Linked DNA regions of Mus musculus: region 2 is linked to region 1. Evidence: chromatin contacts called from ENCODE Hi-C or POLR2A ChIA-PET data. All regions are on one chromosome and are shown on one strand. The core of a region is the stretch at or near the end of the contact, and the rest is flanking DNA. Distances in the headings are between cores, read along the strand shown.

The links. Hi-C counts contacts between places; a loop is a spot of excess contacts on that map. ChIA-PET counts read pairs that join two places held with the same protein, here RNA polymerase II (POLR2A).
Region 2: a loop to region 1 is called in a map of heart, with 7 times the contacts of the local background. The contact joins the promoter of Rnf149 here to the promoter of Cnot11 in region 1. A Hi-C loop is called at or near these places in 8 of 37 maps with a recorded cell type or tissue (T-helper 17 cell, T-helper 2 cell, heart and 1 more). POLR2A ChIA-PET finds 5 or more read pairs at or near these places in 4 of 5 experiments (Patski and embryonic stem cell).

Annotation. Positions count from the first base shown.
Region 1 is chr1:39,532,173-39,539,321 of GRCm38, forward strand. Cnot11 (CCR4-NOT transcription complex, subunit 11) reads left to right here and starts at 3,529. Exons shown (of 7, transcript NM_028043.3): 1 at 3,529-4,165; 2 at 5,244-5,408; 3 at 6,099-6,251. The coding sequence starts at 3,667.
Region 2 is chr1:39,573,135-39,580,577 of GRCm38, forward strand. It overlaps Rnf149 (ring finger protein 149), which reads right to left and starts at 4,213. Exons shown (of 7, transcript NM_001033135.3): 1 at 3,693-4,213. The coding sequence starts at 4,140. LOC115485772 (a small nucleolar RNA gene) reads right to left here and starts at 741; the gene lies at 612-741.

The sequences.
Region 1 (7,149 bases), core at 2,279-4,778:
CCTCTACTACCCTCTTAACTCCTTAATAAACTCTATTCTTCTATTCTATACAATATTGTTGTGTGGCTGGTCCCTCAGGGGGAAGGGATGCCTCAGCATGGGCCGGCAGAGGCTCCCCCTTTCCCATACCTGATCATACCTCCATAGAACATGTTCCTTCTCAGTGGATGCTCACAGTCAGCTATGGGACAGAACACAGGGCCCCCAGTGTTCTAGTGTAGGAGCTAGAGAAAGTACCCAAGAGCTGAAGGGGTCTGCAACCCTATAGGTGGAACAACAATATGAACTAACCAGTACCCCCAGAGCTCATGTTTCTGGCTGCATATGTAGCAGAAGATGGCCTAGTTGGCCATCATTGGGAAGAATGGCCCCTTGGTTTAACAAACTTTATATGCTCCAGGACAGGGGAAAGCCAGGGCCAAGAACTGGGAGTGAGTGGGTAGGGGAGCCAGGCAGGGGTAGGGTATTGGGGACTTTTGTCCCTGTCTTTCCTGGGACGATATAAACAATTATCTATTCACCCCTGGCAGGGCACCAAAACTAGACCTCACGTTTACTTACCTCGGTGAATCAGTGAGTTCAGTTGGGTGGATACTTACAGGAGCGTGAGCAGGGGTTACCCACAGGAGTATAGACAACTCACGGGCGTTGGCACCACTTCAGTCTCTAACCCAACAACCAATAACTGCTCTTCATCCTGGGAGGAGCAGGGCCTTGTGTGTCGAGTGCAGCACTTCACAAGCCCACGCACGAGCCCACTCTCCTTCCACAGTGAATGTTAGTGGGTCTGATCTTCTGAGGGTCTCGTGTGGGTAATCCCAGCAACAACCATGTGGTGCCCAGAGCACAGCCTTCTGTAGCAGGAGGCCACAGAGAAACTTAGAGGAGACATGACTGAATGAAGAGAAGAAATAAGGAAAGGATGTGACTGCTCCTCAGTATGGAGGGGGAGAAAGTAGATAAAAGGGAGAGTGTTAGCATTTTGTCTAAGCTCTGCCCCATAGTTACCTGGCAACAGCCAGGTGTGCCTGACTCACTATAAAAGGGGCTGCTTGCCCCTCCTCTCTCTCTCTTGCCCTCTTGCTCTTGCTTTCCTGCTTTTCATTCCTGCTCTCTCCCCATTTCCTTTCCCCCTCTTTCTCCATGTGCTCATGGCTTGCCTCTCCTCCTCCTCCTCCTCCTCCTCTTCCTTTCCTCTCCTCTCCTCTCCTCTCCCCTCCTCTCCCCTCCTCTCCCCTCCTCTCCCCTCCTCTCCCCTCCTCTCCCCTTCCCTCCCCTCTCCTCTCCTCTCCGCTCCTCTTTTCTCCCCTCCTCTCCGCTCCTCTTTTCTCCGCTCATCTCCTCTCTCCTCTCCCCCTTTCTCTGCCTCTGCTACCCTCTTGACCCCTCTCCCCATGCCCTGAATAAACTCTATTCTATACTATCCCGTGTGTGGCTGGTCCCATAGAACATATTTCCCCTGTCTTTGTCTTTTTATAAATACATCAGAGAGTGTGGGTAAAGGCAGGACCATCCAGAGTGGACATGACTAGACCAAGCTGGACCATGTGGGGAGAAGGGGGGGACCATGTACAGCTGTCAGGAGTCCAAAGGTACAAAAGGAACTGGGACTCTGGGTTTAGGGCTGGAGAGATGTCTCAGTGGTTAAGAGCACTGACTGCTCTTCCAGAGGTCCCGAGTTCAATTCCCAGTGACCACATGGTGGCTCACAACCATTTGTAATGAGATCTGATGCCCTCTTCTAGTGTGTCTGAAGACAGCGACAGTGTACTCATATACATAAAAATAAATAAATCCTTTTAAAAGAAAAAGTCTGGGTTCTATAGGGAAGATCCTGTAGTGGAAGGGTAGCCCACCCTCTAGGCTGCAGAGTTCAGGGTAGAGAGAGGGGTGTGCCAGCCATAGCCTGTCAGGTAGGAACTGGGGGTGGCTGGGAAAAAAACAGGCTGCCGGGTTAGCTTTGATATGTTAATATGCATCTCAGCAGGGAGTCCCAGTTCGAAACTTAATAACAATTAAGGAAAGGTGCAGCTATAAGCCAAGGGATACCAGGGTCTTTGGATATCACTGGAAGCTAGAACAAGACTTGGAAGAATTCTCCCCTTGATGCTTCAAAGGTGAATGGCAGAATTGATATAACCCATTCCAGACGTTCAGCCTCAGGAAGGGAGAGGAAGTGGGTTCTACAGTGAAAATGAACTCAGTTTGTGGTAATGGCAGAGAAACCCTAGAAACAAGCCCAGTGGAAACAGGGAAGACGCTCTTGGTATTAATCTTAGTGGAAATCAGCTCTATTGGCGGGTAACGTGCTGTGCTCAAATACCTTAAAACATCTCGAAACACCCATACTGTACTAACATTTAAGTTATCAACTAACAATAAGTTATGACAATAACTAGCATGAGTGGGTTTTAGTATGATTAGTTGTCATAGAGCATCCAATGTAAAAAGGCTCAAAGAGAACATAGTTGACTAATTAGTAGTAGTAGTAGTAGTAGTAGTAGTAGTAGTAGTAGTAGTAGTAGAAGAGGTAATTTGAATCATTTGCCCCGTTTGGCAAGCTATATTTTCTGCTGATTGCAATGTTCATTGGCAGAACCCCTCCACAGGTTTAACAGTAAACTAAAGAGGCCTTTAAAATATGCGCCATACCCATCACCTGTTCCTGAAGATTTCCTTGAGAACTTCAGCGGTAAATAGAAAACTTTCAGCTGCCGAAGAGTTTTAGCACAGGGTAGCTAGCAGGTGACGCTGATGACAGTCGCTCGGTTTCTGTAACTCTAGAGTGGATACTAGTCACCACCGGAGCATAGGGGTGGGGAGCGGGCAGCGGTGCCTTTGAAACAGATCACAGGGGACCAGGTCCAGGAGGCTGGTATGTAAAGAAATTTCCAGGGTTTTCCAGTGTTCAGCCAAGGCGTCCAGAAAAAGTGCCCTAGGGCAGGCTAAGGAAAAAGAAGCACTGCAAACGATTTTGTAAACGAATATTTCTCGAGACAGTTTTCTCAGATTTTTTTTTTTCTTTCTTTTTAGACCAGGCTGGCCTCGAACTCACAGGGGTTCGTCTGCCTCTGCCTCCCTGGTGCCGGCCTCGCCTAGATTTTTGTTCACATAACCAAACGTTTATGTGCGGTACGACCCCATCTCTGAGAATACGAGCAAGGCTCGAAATTTAAACTGTTTCTGAGAATCCTGTTTTCATTGGTATTTACAAGAAATGAGCCGTCAAGGATGCTCTATCAGACCAGTTAGCATCTAAGACCTAGTTTCCAAATTATAACTTAGGCAATATTGACTGGGCAGGTTTGGCGCCACCCTGTCACCCAAGGATCGCTTCTGAGGGCTTTAAGGGCAATTAACGGCGGTCTCTACATCACTCAGGCAGGGAAGGACCACTCGGACAGCTCAGAGACCACGCGGCCCCGCCCTCCACGGCGCCCCGCCCCCTTCCGGACACGGCGCCCCGCCCACTCGCGTCTCCGGAACCTCCGCTCGGCCAGCGTCGTCGGTCTGTCGGCCCTGTGTCTCCGTTCCGCTCGTCTGACTTAGGCACTGTTTTTGTTTGCGACGCTGTCGCGGAAGGGTGCGCTTTACGGCCGCGGGAGGACGCAGCGAGTCGGCGCCTTGGGCCTCTCGGCCGGGAAGCGGGGTAGGCGGGCGAGGTTGATGCCCGGCGGCGGGGCGAGCACGGCGTCTGGCCGGCTTCTCTCCTCAGCGGATCCCAGAGGGGCGCGGGAGGCAGCGGCGTTCCGGAGCGGCCCGGCGGGCTCGAGCGGAGGCCGAGGCGGAGCAGGCGGCCCTGGGCCAGGGATTGGAGGCCCCGCGGGCAGGATGAGCCTGACCCCGAAGGAGCTCTCGAGCCTGCTGAGCATCATCTCGGAGGAGGCGGGCGGCGGCAGCACCTTCGAGGGCCTGTCCACCGCCTTCCACCACTACTTCAGCAAGGCCGACCACTTCCGCCTGGGCTCGGTGCTGGTGATGCTGCTGCAGCAGCCGGACCTGCTGCCTAGCGCGGCGCAGCGCCTCACGGCGCTCTACCTGCTCTGGGAGATGTACCGCACCGAGCCGCTCGCCGCCAACCCGTTCGCGGCCAGCTTCGCGCACCTGCTCAACCCGGCGCCGCCCGCCCGCGGCGGCCAGGAGCCCGACCGGCCCCCGCTCTCAGGTACGTCCCGCAGCCAGCCGTGCGGGCGCAGCCAGCTGTTCTGGGGTGGGGGTGGGAGGGGGGTCGTCAGCTAGGGACATTCAGCCTCCTTGGAGGGGATCGACCCTCCCTCCTTTTCCATACTTTCTTTCCCTAAAATAGGGGAGAGATAGAAGTTGCAAGTTTTGTTTTTTTGGTTTTTTTTTTTTTTCAAATTCACTACACTCCAGATGATCCCTCCCAATCGAAAAAGCCAACACATCGTACAAGCCCACAAACGGGCTGGACATATTTTAGTATGCCAGATACGGTTCATTCTTGATTGTAAGGTCCTGAGGTATGCGAAGTTACAGCCAATGGCACTGAGTTTACCCCCTTTTTAAGCCTCCGAGTAAAGAAGTCGGTATTAAGAACCTGAGGTTGAAGTCCACATCACCACAATATCTAAAGTCTTTGCAGCCAACTCCTTGGTTAGCTGTAATGTCGCGTGAGGAGAGGATGAAGTCGTTTCTAATTAACCATTCAAAGATGCATGTGTCCTGGGCAGTATTGTGGAATGTTTGCTTTTGCAGCATTGCTAAGATCAGGCATAGATTACACCTGAGGATGCGCCCCTAAATTTGGTGCTGTGGATGGAACCCAGGGTCACTTCCTCTATACCATGAGCCTCGTCCAGGACTCTGGGACAGCTGTACCACTCACAGGCTGACATACATGTACATATGTACATATATATAGATATAGAGATAGAGATAGAGATATAGATATACACACACATATACATATATATATAATTTTTAAAGTATGTTTAAATTTGTAGGAATCTAAGTATTTGATAACAAAAAGTTCTCAACAGCTATTAAAACCTTACGTTTCATTGACATTTCCATAGATCACAGAATCTCAAGCGATATATTTGTTTATGGATTACTATGTGTACTAAGTGTGAATATTCAATCAGCTGGAACTCAGTTACATTTAGATCATAAGAATAGCTCCACGTGGCAAGTAGCAAAGTTTCCAGTTAACTTTTAAAGTTAAATTTTAAAACTTTACCAGTACCCATTGGCGAGAAACCGGCATGCATTCTTATTTGCAGGGTTCCTGCCTCCTATAACTCCACCAGAAAAGTTTTTCCTCTCCCAGCTCATGCTGGCACCCCCAAGGGAACTGTTCAAAAAGACACCTCGCCAGATTGCCTTGATGGACGTTGGAAACATGGGACAGTCTGTGGACATTAGCGGCCTTCAGTTAGCCCTGGCAGGTGAGGGAGGGCCAGTGATTGGGACATTCTTGTCGGTTCTTGAGATCCCCTGCTTAAAATCAACAAGTTTTTTCTTTTAAATTTACATTTCTGCTGTTTTTGTTTGATCCTCTCCCATCCTGCCCTGCCCTGTCCTTTCCCTGTCTCCCTGTCTGCCACCCCCTCTTTTGTTTGTTTGTTTTGAGACCAGGTTTCTTTGTGTAGCCTTGGCTGTCCTGGAAGAGCTGGGTAGAGCATGCTGGCCTCTAACTGAGCTCTTACTGGCTGACTCTGAGTACTCAGGCACGCAGCCCCAGGCCAGGCCCGCTCCAGTCCCCATCCCAGATCACACCCTTGTACCCCAGCACCTCCTCCACTCTCTTTTCTGTTTCCTTATTCTGTGCTTCTGATTGACACCCAGCCTGGTCTCTGCCCCGCACCTCCCTCCCTGCCATCCACCTCACTCCATGTTCTCTTTTGGAGTTATTTTAATATTATTATTGTTTGGTTTATAGGGATTAAAGATATTTACTTTGAACTCCTGATCTGTTCACGATGTTCTCAATTTTAAAATGTTCTGTGCCACCCTGCCCCTCCCCCTGCCCCCCAGGCTGGCCTTGGGTTCTTGACTCTCGTCTCCGCCTTCCAGGTGCTGGCATTACAAGGTCTAGCTTAAATGCTTTGAATGCTTCTTGTCTGAATCTGTTCCAGAGCGTCAGTCTGAGCTGCCAACCCAGAGCAAAGCCAGCTTCCCAAGCATCCTCAGTGACCCAGACCCGGACTCGTCCAACTCTGGATTTGACAGCTCAGTTGCCTCTCGGATCACAGAGTCTTTAGTCAGTGGCCCAAAGCCACCTATTGAAAGTAGGTATATGGGGCTTAGTTCATGTTCTCAGGGTTGTACTCTAGCAGCACTCGGGAATTCTACGTTTCTTACAGTACCTGATGACAGACTAACTGCCTTGCTGTCTAGAATATAGCAGACACAGACACCAGCTAGTTATACACTAGGATGTTTATTGCTTATTTGATGTACACCCCCCCACACACACACACACACATGCCTGCAGATAAAAATTCAGGTTTTACCAAAATGACTGTGTTTGTTTTAATGAGATAGTCTCATGTAGCGCAGAGTAGTCTAGAAATTTCCTGTGTAGCTGAGGATGACCTTAGAGTCCTGGTCATCCTCGGCTGAGAGTAGGATCCATAATCCAGCCACCCACCTCTGTCCTCTGTGGGAAGTGCTCTCTGGAAGGCTAGTGATGGACTGGGTAAGATCTGCTCTCAGGACAGAGAGAACTTCCTGCTGTACACCAGAGGCAGCGGAGAGGAGTGGGAGCTCGTGTGTCCCAGTTTAGTGGAAATTACTAAGTTTTCATCTCCTGGGCTTTTGTGGGGCTTAGCAGGCAGGTGGAGCCCACAGCTGGATAGACAGCTGGGTGTCTGTCTTGTTAAGTACTGAGATATAAAGTATACGTTGTCTTTCTTGAGAGTGGTCATTTGGGCATAGCACTGTGGGTCACTGGAGTTAGGGTGCAAGTGTTTATACAAGAACATAATAAGCCACTGGGGGCAAGCTGTGTGGTTGTGATTGTTGAGGCTTTAGCCTTTCTTTCTGGGCTTTTCAGCTGTGGAGCAACCAAATGAAGTATGATGTTAGTTCAGAAGTACTAACTAGTTTACTTTAGTGTGTCAATAATTGATAACTTACACATCAACCTTGAATTGTGGGGATAGCCCCAAGAACTCTGTTTAGTAT
Region 2 (7,443 bases), core at 2,963-5,462, 42 kb after region 1:
ACACAAAAATAAACTAATAAGGAGACAAAGAGAAAAGTTAAGGACCAGCATGAGCTATTTATCACAAGTAAACATAAAAACACAAAACAACAAACACTTTACCTCTACCTCCTCCCGAAAAATGGAGTAAATAGTACAGAACACTCTTGCTGAGAGAACTCTTTTGCAGCTTTTCCATGTGAGTTCATTTCAGATCTTTTAGTCTTTTGTAACACTACCTCTGCTACACACAAGTCCTAAGCCCACCTACCACACATATACACGACTTCCTAATATCCCGAACCTGTCCGTCAAGATCTTTCTGGGGAGCTGTCTTAGCTGGCCCCATCTTCTATGAGGCTGTTAGGATGCCACTTCTGGCTCCTTATGGCACCAAGATATATTTTAAATTCAAATGTGAAGTTGTAGATTATTTGAGAGCATGGTATTACAGATAATCAATAATTATCTATGCATCAAAGAACATTTAATATGCATTTCCGGTACAAAATGAATATCTCTTAATATATGGCTTCTCTAAAGTTGGTTATTTCTTTTCCTTTTTTTCTAAAACTTAGTTCTTAGAACTAGTCACAGTGAAATTTTAATTTATGTCTTATGCTTCCCATCAATATTGTGGCCATTTTCAATGGCCTTAAAAGACCTGAGTAATCTTTAAGGTTTGTAATGTGGTCTTACCATTGCCAGTTTTTTCTAAATGTCTGCAGGACCATTCAGGTAAGCGGATTAATGGGCTGGCTAAGATACTCTTCTGTATCTCTGTAACGCCCTTTGACTTGATGCAATTCAAGCCCTTTCTCCAACCTTCTGCCAATTGTTTAGCACATAGTAAGTAAGATTCAAGGATGTAAAATGTCATACCTAAAACGTCATGGCGAAAAACTTCAGCTGGAGGAGCATGTTACTTATTAACCTCCAAGAACTACAGTAAGTCCAACTCTACGACCTTAATGACTTGGCCTTTATCTGCTTTCCCCTATCTTGGTCAAGATAATTTCTACAACTTATCTTGGGTACCAACACCCAGCCGCTCGATAGGCTTTCTAAGCACCTGTGCCTATAGTTCAGTTCAGTATAAACTTTTCCGGCCTGTGAAGTTATGTTTATCATTACTGACAGACCATAAACCCAACACAGGCAGACACTTAGGTATTTCCAACAAGCAGGTACAATGCTTGGCCCAAAGGGTCTGCTAAAGTTAGAATGTAAGGTATTAAAGTTAGAAAGTAAGTCCTTACTGCTGTTCTGAGAGTGTGATCTTAAAGTACTGATTCTTTAAAATCCTCCATTTCAATAATGACTTAAAATTTTAAAGCTATGTAGTGCTAGATTCCAGTAAGAGAAGCAATGAGTTTCAGAAGAACTGGAAAACTATTCCCTACAACATAGGAAAGTTATCAGTATTCAATTTTAGAAGCACACTTCTACCTGTTTCATAGAAATCCAGTGTTACACAGAAGCACTAAGAACAGCTCAATCAGTGGGGTTTCCAGGCTTCAGCTACATTTTGACTAAACGGAGGAAACCAATCTAAGTCTAAACAGCCTCAGTGGCTCTAAAAAATGATATTCAATCAAATTTAAATAAGGTCTGTCAAAGCTGGCTTCTCCCATCTTAATTCTTCTCAAGTGCCAGATTATCAATACCTGGTACCCAAATGGACTAAGTTCTATGAGAGCTAACTTCCCCATCTTTGCAGTGTCTACAGCTGAAGATCAAGGGTCTAACTTTATTTCTAGTTTTTCCTGTTTATCAGTCACACTGCTACCAAATTAATTTTCCTTTGGCCAGTGGTTCAAAATGCTAGATAATTTTGTTGCTCCCTGTAGTTCTGGCAAAATCTCAAGGTATTTCTGATTGTTACAAGTGTGGGGAAAACTTCTAGAATGTGGGAAGGCAGGAATGTAGCTAAACATCCTGTAGGTCACCAAGTAATAAAGGACCAAGTTTTAAAAGGCTTTTGCATGTTTCTTTAGGGATCTAACTTAAAGGGACTCCAGGAAGATTCAGTCACTTGCATGGGTACTTTCATGAACTTTCCAAAAGGTAATGATCCTCCCTTTAAATAAAACAAAACAAAAAACGGCAACTATTATTATCCTAAGAAAACTAGAAAGAAGGCAAATAATGGGGAAGGAAGTGTCCCTCCAAAGGAAGATTCTAGTCAACATGATTGAGGTGTTTTCCTGGGTCCAGATAAATTATATGTCAACAATATAAACAAGAAAGATTGCTGAGCCATGTTTAGAACAAGAGGTGTCTGCTTGGTAGGATGTCAATGTCATTATCAAAAAATGCAGAAGGGTAGAGTTAGAAAATTGTAGGGTAATGAGCTTGTCACTGAAAAGAAAACGGTCTACATTAGATGTGCGTGCATCCACACATGTACACACCCAACATCGAGGAGTCACACCGGCCTATCTTCGCTGACAGAACTTAACTTGGGAACATATATCTGGGATGCTAGGATCTCTCAGGAGCCTTGTGGAAAGATGGTGTGTGGACAGTGACAATTAGGCTGATTTGCAATCAGCGGACTAACTGCCTGAGTCAACACCACCGCAGGGACATCGGTCTATTCTCACCCACCACCGTGGTCCACAGCCAACAAACTCTTGAGTTCTTAAAGACCCGACTTCTCTGGACATTTCTCCATTCTAGCAGATTACTTTCACACCATTTCAAGTGTTCCTTACCTTCTCTTACTTCACCCTGCTATGCTTCTGCAATTTATACCCATTTCTCTCCTAATCTGGAGTCAACCAAGAAAAAAAGAGTTGATCTGTACTCGTAGCTCACTTCCTTGTCATCAAATGGCCATCATTCCCAACCGCGTTAAAAAAAATGGTTAAACCCAAGGTCACTTTTCTGTCTTTATAAGCTCTGTGTCGCATGCACACCAAAACAGAACGAGAACAAAAATGCAGTACAGGAAGAAAGATGTCTTAGCTAGTAGCAGAAACTTAAAAACCCTAATCACAGGAAATTCAGAATGAGTCAACCGTGTGATGCCTAAAGCTAATGTGATCTTAGAAGGCACAAGAGAAACACAATCAAATTCTGGGTCCCCGGAGAGAACTCTGTCCCAAGGATGACATTTTGCAAACTCATCCTTGTCTGTCCCCTGGAACAGCGTGTTTAGAGGTGGCCTCCTGACAGAGGTAGCAAGGCCTTTCTTTCCTTCAATGAAAACAGTTTAAAAAAAAAAATTCATCTGAATTCAAACTGTCCAAACCAGGAGCTAGTGCGATCACCCTACATGCGTCGAGAGAGAAACTACAGCAAGAAAACCCAGGTTTTTTGATCCAGGGTTTTGAAAACACTCATATTCGCCTCATCGAGAGGAAGAAACCACATCGAGTAGCCACTTTAGGTTGGTGAAGAGACAATGCGAGCCTGGCGGCGCCAGCCGTCCACTCCTACACACTCTCCACTCAACCAACTTTGGGAGTCCGTGAGCCGACCTTAGGAAGCGACCCGGGTTCGGGAATCTGTAGAGTTACTGAACTCCGTAGGACCTGCCACCGGTGTGTTTGCTACTCCCCGGCCGAGGGCCCTTCCCAGCTTTCTCACCCTCCCGAGGTGAAGCTCCGATCCTGCAGCGTGTGCACGCACTTCCCTCTCCACACCACCCGGGGAACCACCAGGCTCGCCCCGGCCGCGGCCAGCGGCCCAGCGCCCGGCCTGCTCACCCGCGTGAGACATGGGCTCGGTGGCGTTCCCGTTGCTCTCCAGGTTGTAGACCACCACGGCCGAGGCGTTCCTCCGCGCCGCCGCCAGCACCTTGTCCTTGAAGGTGCAGCCGCCTCGCGCCACCAGCGCCACCCAGGGCGCGTTGCCGAGGGCGCCGGGCGCCACGAAGCGCGTGTCGGGCGCGCAGCCCTCCGCGGGCGCGGGCGCGCGCGGGACGCCCACCAGGCCCTGCCTCTCCTCCCGGAGCGAGCTTTCTCCGAAGCGGCCGCTCTCCGACACGCTCCACACCGTCAGGTTCGACTGCGGGTCCACGTATTCGATGCTCACCATGGCCGAGTACCACTCGAGCGCCCCGCCGCCCACCCCGGGAGTACACAAGGCCAGCGCCAGCACCGCGAGTGCGTCCCGGGCTCCCACGCCGGCCGCGGGCCGCCGCCGCGCCGCCATGGCCGCCCGGCCGGGCTACTGAGGAAGAAGAGCGCGAGTCAGAACGAGGCGACTCACTCCAGGCTGGCCCACAGCTTTGAGGAGACGGCGGCGGCTCGCGAGAGACCGCCGAGCGCGGCGGGGGCGGACCCGCGGCGCACGCGCACCTGGAGGGGCGTGACCGGGGCGTGGCGACGGAAGGGGTGGGGCCCTGCCCGCGGGCGTGAGGAGTGCGCAGGCGCCAGGGTCTGTGCCGCAGGGCTGTGGGCGGCCGAGCTGAAGCTTGCAGATGCTGCAGAGAGTTGTGCAACCCTGCTGCCAGAGTCCCCAAGTCTGGGGAAGTTTGTGCGCTCCGGGTCGGCCAGCGTGGGACTGCGGTTGTGTAAAGTTTCTCAGAGGGTGGAGTTGACTGTGCAAGGCACGCGGCAAAAGCCTGGCTGCCTAAACCACTTAAACAAACAAGCAAACAACAACAAAAACCACTAAGTCAAGTTGTCCAGATGCCTTTTGTTACAAACTCTGTAATATATTAAATTCTTTGTTGCTCTTTTCTCAATGGTTGCCTTCGAGCCCTTTCTTCCTTCTCCTTAGTTTATGTGTGCCTCTGTTTGGACGAAGACGAAGGTGCTACATTAATCAAAAGGGGGGAAAAAGGGGAAAGGATTTGTTTGGAGGTAAATGGTGGCTGATAGATAGTCCTTCGACAACACAGTGGGTGGATACTTTCAGTGTACCATTAAAAGATCCTGAACACACTAAACATAGTTAAATGCAAGTATGGTAACTCTGCTCCGGTAAAATCTTGAGTAGAGCTGAGATTTGAGATGCTCTGGTAGATCAACCCCAGCGAACCTGAAAGGTATTTCCTTTGAAGAATGTGAAGTCTGACTAGACCCGAATAAACACAGGAGATCTCTCCATAACGCTGAGGAGACATCACACCCGAGTTACCAAATATCAAAAGACATTTAAAATACCTCTTCATATATGAGCTACTGAATATCAAAATGTATTTAAACCTAAGAAGTGGACACTTAAGTGATGGACTTAATGCATAGCTATACATTGTTAGGCACTATTCTGAAGACATACACACACAGGCATATACTGTGACAGACCTTCAACTCATCCCTAAGCCTGACTTATATTATCCTTTTTATCTGAGGGGCCTCAGGTCACCTCACAGATCTCTGTTGTATTGGTCAAACCAGTTTCTCCTGAGAACCAGTTCTATAAAGGAACACCAAGTCTTTAATTACACTGGACTTTCAGCAGAGGCCTGCTTCGATTCTGATGGAGCAACTGAACTCATGATTTCAAAACTCACTCACTATGCCGTTGTGCTGCCGCATTTCTGAACCATGTTCCCTGTGAGGCTTGCTCATGTTGTTTCCCCCTCTTTACTCAGTGTGAGCAAATGCCAAAAGTCCCCTTTGTGTGGCAATAAACTGTGTGATTCGTGAAATCATCGTCAGTCTCTTTATTTCTACCAAACAAACCACTAAGGAGCTGGAAATGAAGTTCAGGGCTTTGATTTCTGATTGACTCACTAGTCTTCCTTCTTTGTGCAAGAGTTTATAATTACAGGAAGTAGTTTGTTGGGGCCCAGACCAATATGTTTTAGGTTAGACCTGGTTCTTTTTATCTTTTGGATTGCATCTGTGGTATGAGACACAGCCTGAGTTCCAGCTAGGAGTAGCTTTAAAGTTAAACCTCTTCTCCCACTCCCATTACTAAAATAATGTATTTATTTTTATTTTATGTATGTGAGTGTTTTGCCTGCATATATATCTATTCACCATGTATGTTTTATGTCCCTTGACTAGCCCTGGAACTGGAGTTATAGACTATTGCCAGCCACTATATGGGTGCTCAGAATCAAACCTAGGTTCTTAACCACTGACCCATCGCCCCAGCCCCAGGAAAGCATGTTTTAAAGGCCAATAGGATTTCCAGGTTAAGGCCTTTCCCATGTTTTAGACCCAGAACAAGATGGTGTGTTTCAGCCTGAGGAACACTCCCGAGAACCCCTGGCGCTGTGCTTCAGCAATGCAAAGGCTTTTAGTTCCCAGAACACAGCGCTGTGGTTTCTTGCTGTCTGACACATTATTTCCTTCTTCCTGAAATGACCTCTTCCTTCTGCCTCTTGTTCGGGCAAACACTACATTGGTTTTGAAATTTTAACCCTTCAGCTGTTTCTTCTGTAAAACCTGTCTTGGCTGACCATGGGCTAACAAAAGCTCGGTTTCCCATGTCACTTGTGCATAATATGTATGCACATTAATTTCATGCTACCAATACTGATTTCGGAATAAGGTTTGGGGCCTTCATAAGGGCCAGGATTTCTTGCTTGCTCTCTTCGAGTGCCAGCTTCAACTAGCAGTATGTTGGGAGCATGCAGATGTAAGTTTACTCTGACCAGTGGGGAACGGGGGCTTCCAAGTTCTAGGCTAGTGAGTGTGAATCTCCATGTGATAGCTGGAGTGGGATGCAAACCTGCAGAGTTTCTAAATCCCAGTCCCTCCAATGATGTGTTTATAAAAAGATAAAGAGAAGATGGGATATGTTCTATGGGAGTATGTGGTGAGGTGTGGGGGAAGGGGGTGTCTCTGCAGGCCCATGCCAAGGCAACCCTTCCCCCTGAGGGACCAGCCACATGATGGTATAGTATAGAATAGATAGAATAGAGTGTATTCAGGGCATGGGGAGGGGAGTTAAGAGGGTAGTAGAGGCAGAGAAAGGCAGAGAGGGGGGGGGAGAGAGAGAGAGAGAGAGAGAGGCAGGCCATGAGCACATGGAGAGAGAGAAGGGGGAAGGGAATGGGGAAGGGGCAGAGCAGGAGCAAGAAAGCAAGAGAACAAAAGAGCAAGAGAGGGGGAAGGGGCAAGTAGCCCCTTTTATAGTGGGTCAGGCCTACCTGGCTGTTGCTAGGTAACTGTTGGGTGGAGGTTAGACGGAATGCAAACACTTGTCATATGAATAAAGCAGATTTTTACTATTCCATGGTACAGAACTCATGATTAATTAAACACTCACTCAAAGAAGTCCAATGGACTAATGAGGCAGCCCTTAATGCTTTTGAACTCTTGGGTCCTGCACAACTTCTTGGTTTTTACTCGTTCTTTTCTTTCCCTTACTCTCCTTCTCTTCTCTTCTCTTCTCTTCTCTTCTCTTCTCTTCTCTTCTCTTCTCTTCTCTTCTCTTCTCTTTTCTTCTCTCCCTGCCACCATTGGCAGAGTTTCTCATCATAGCCCAGGCTGTCCTAGAACTTACTCTGAAGACCAGGCTGGCCTTGAACTCATAGAGATCTGTCTGTCTCTGCCT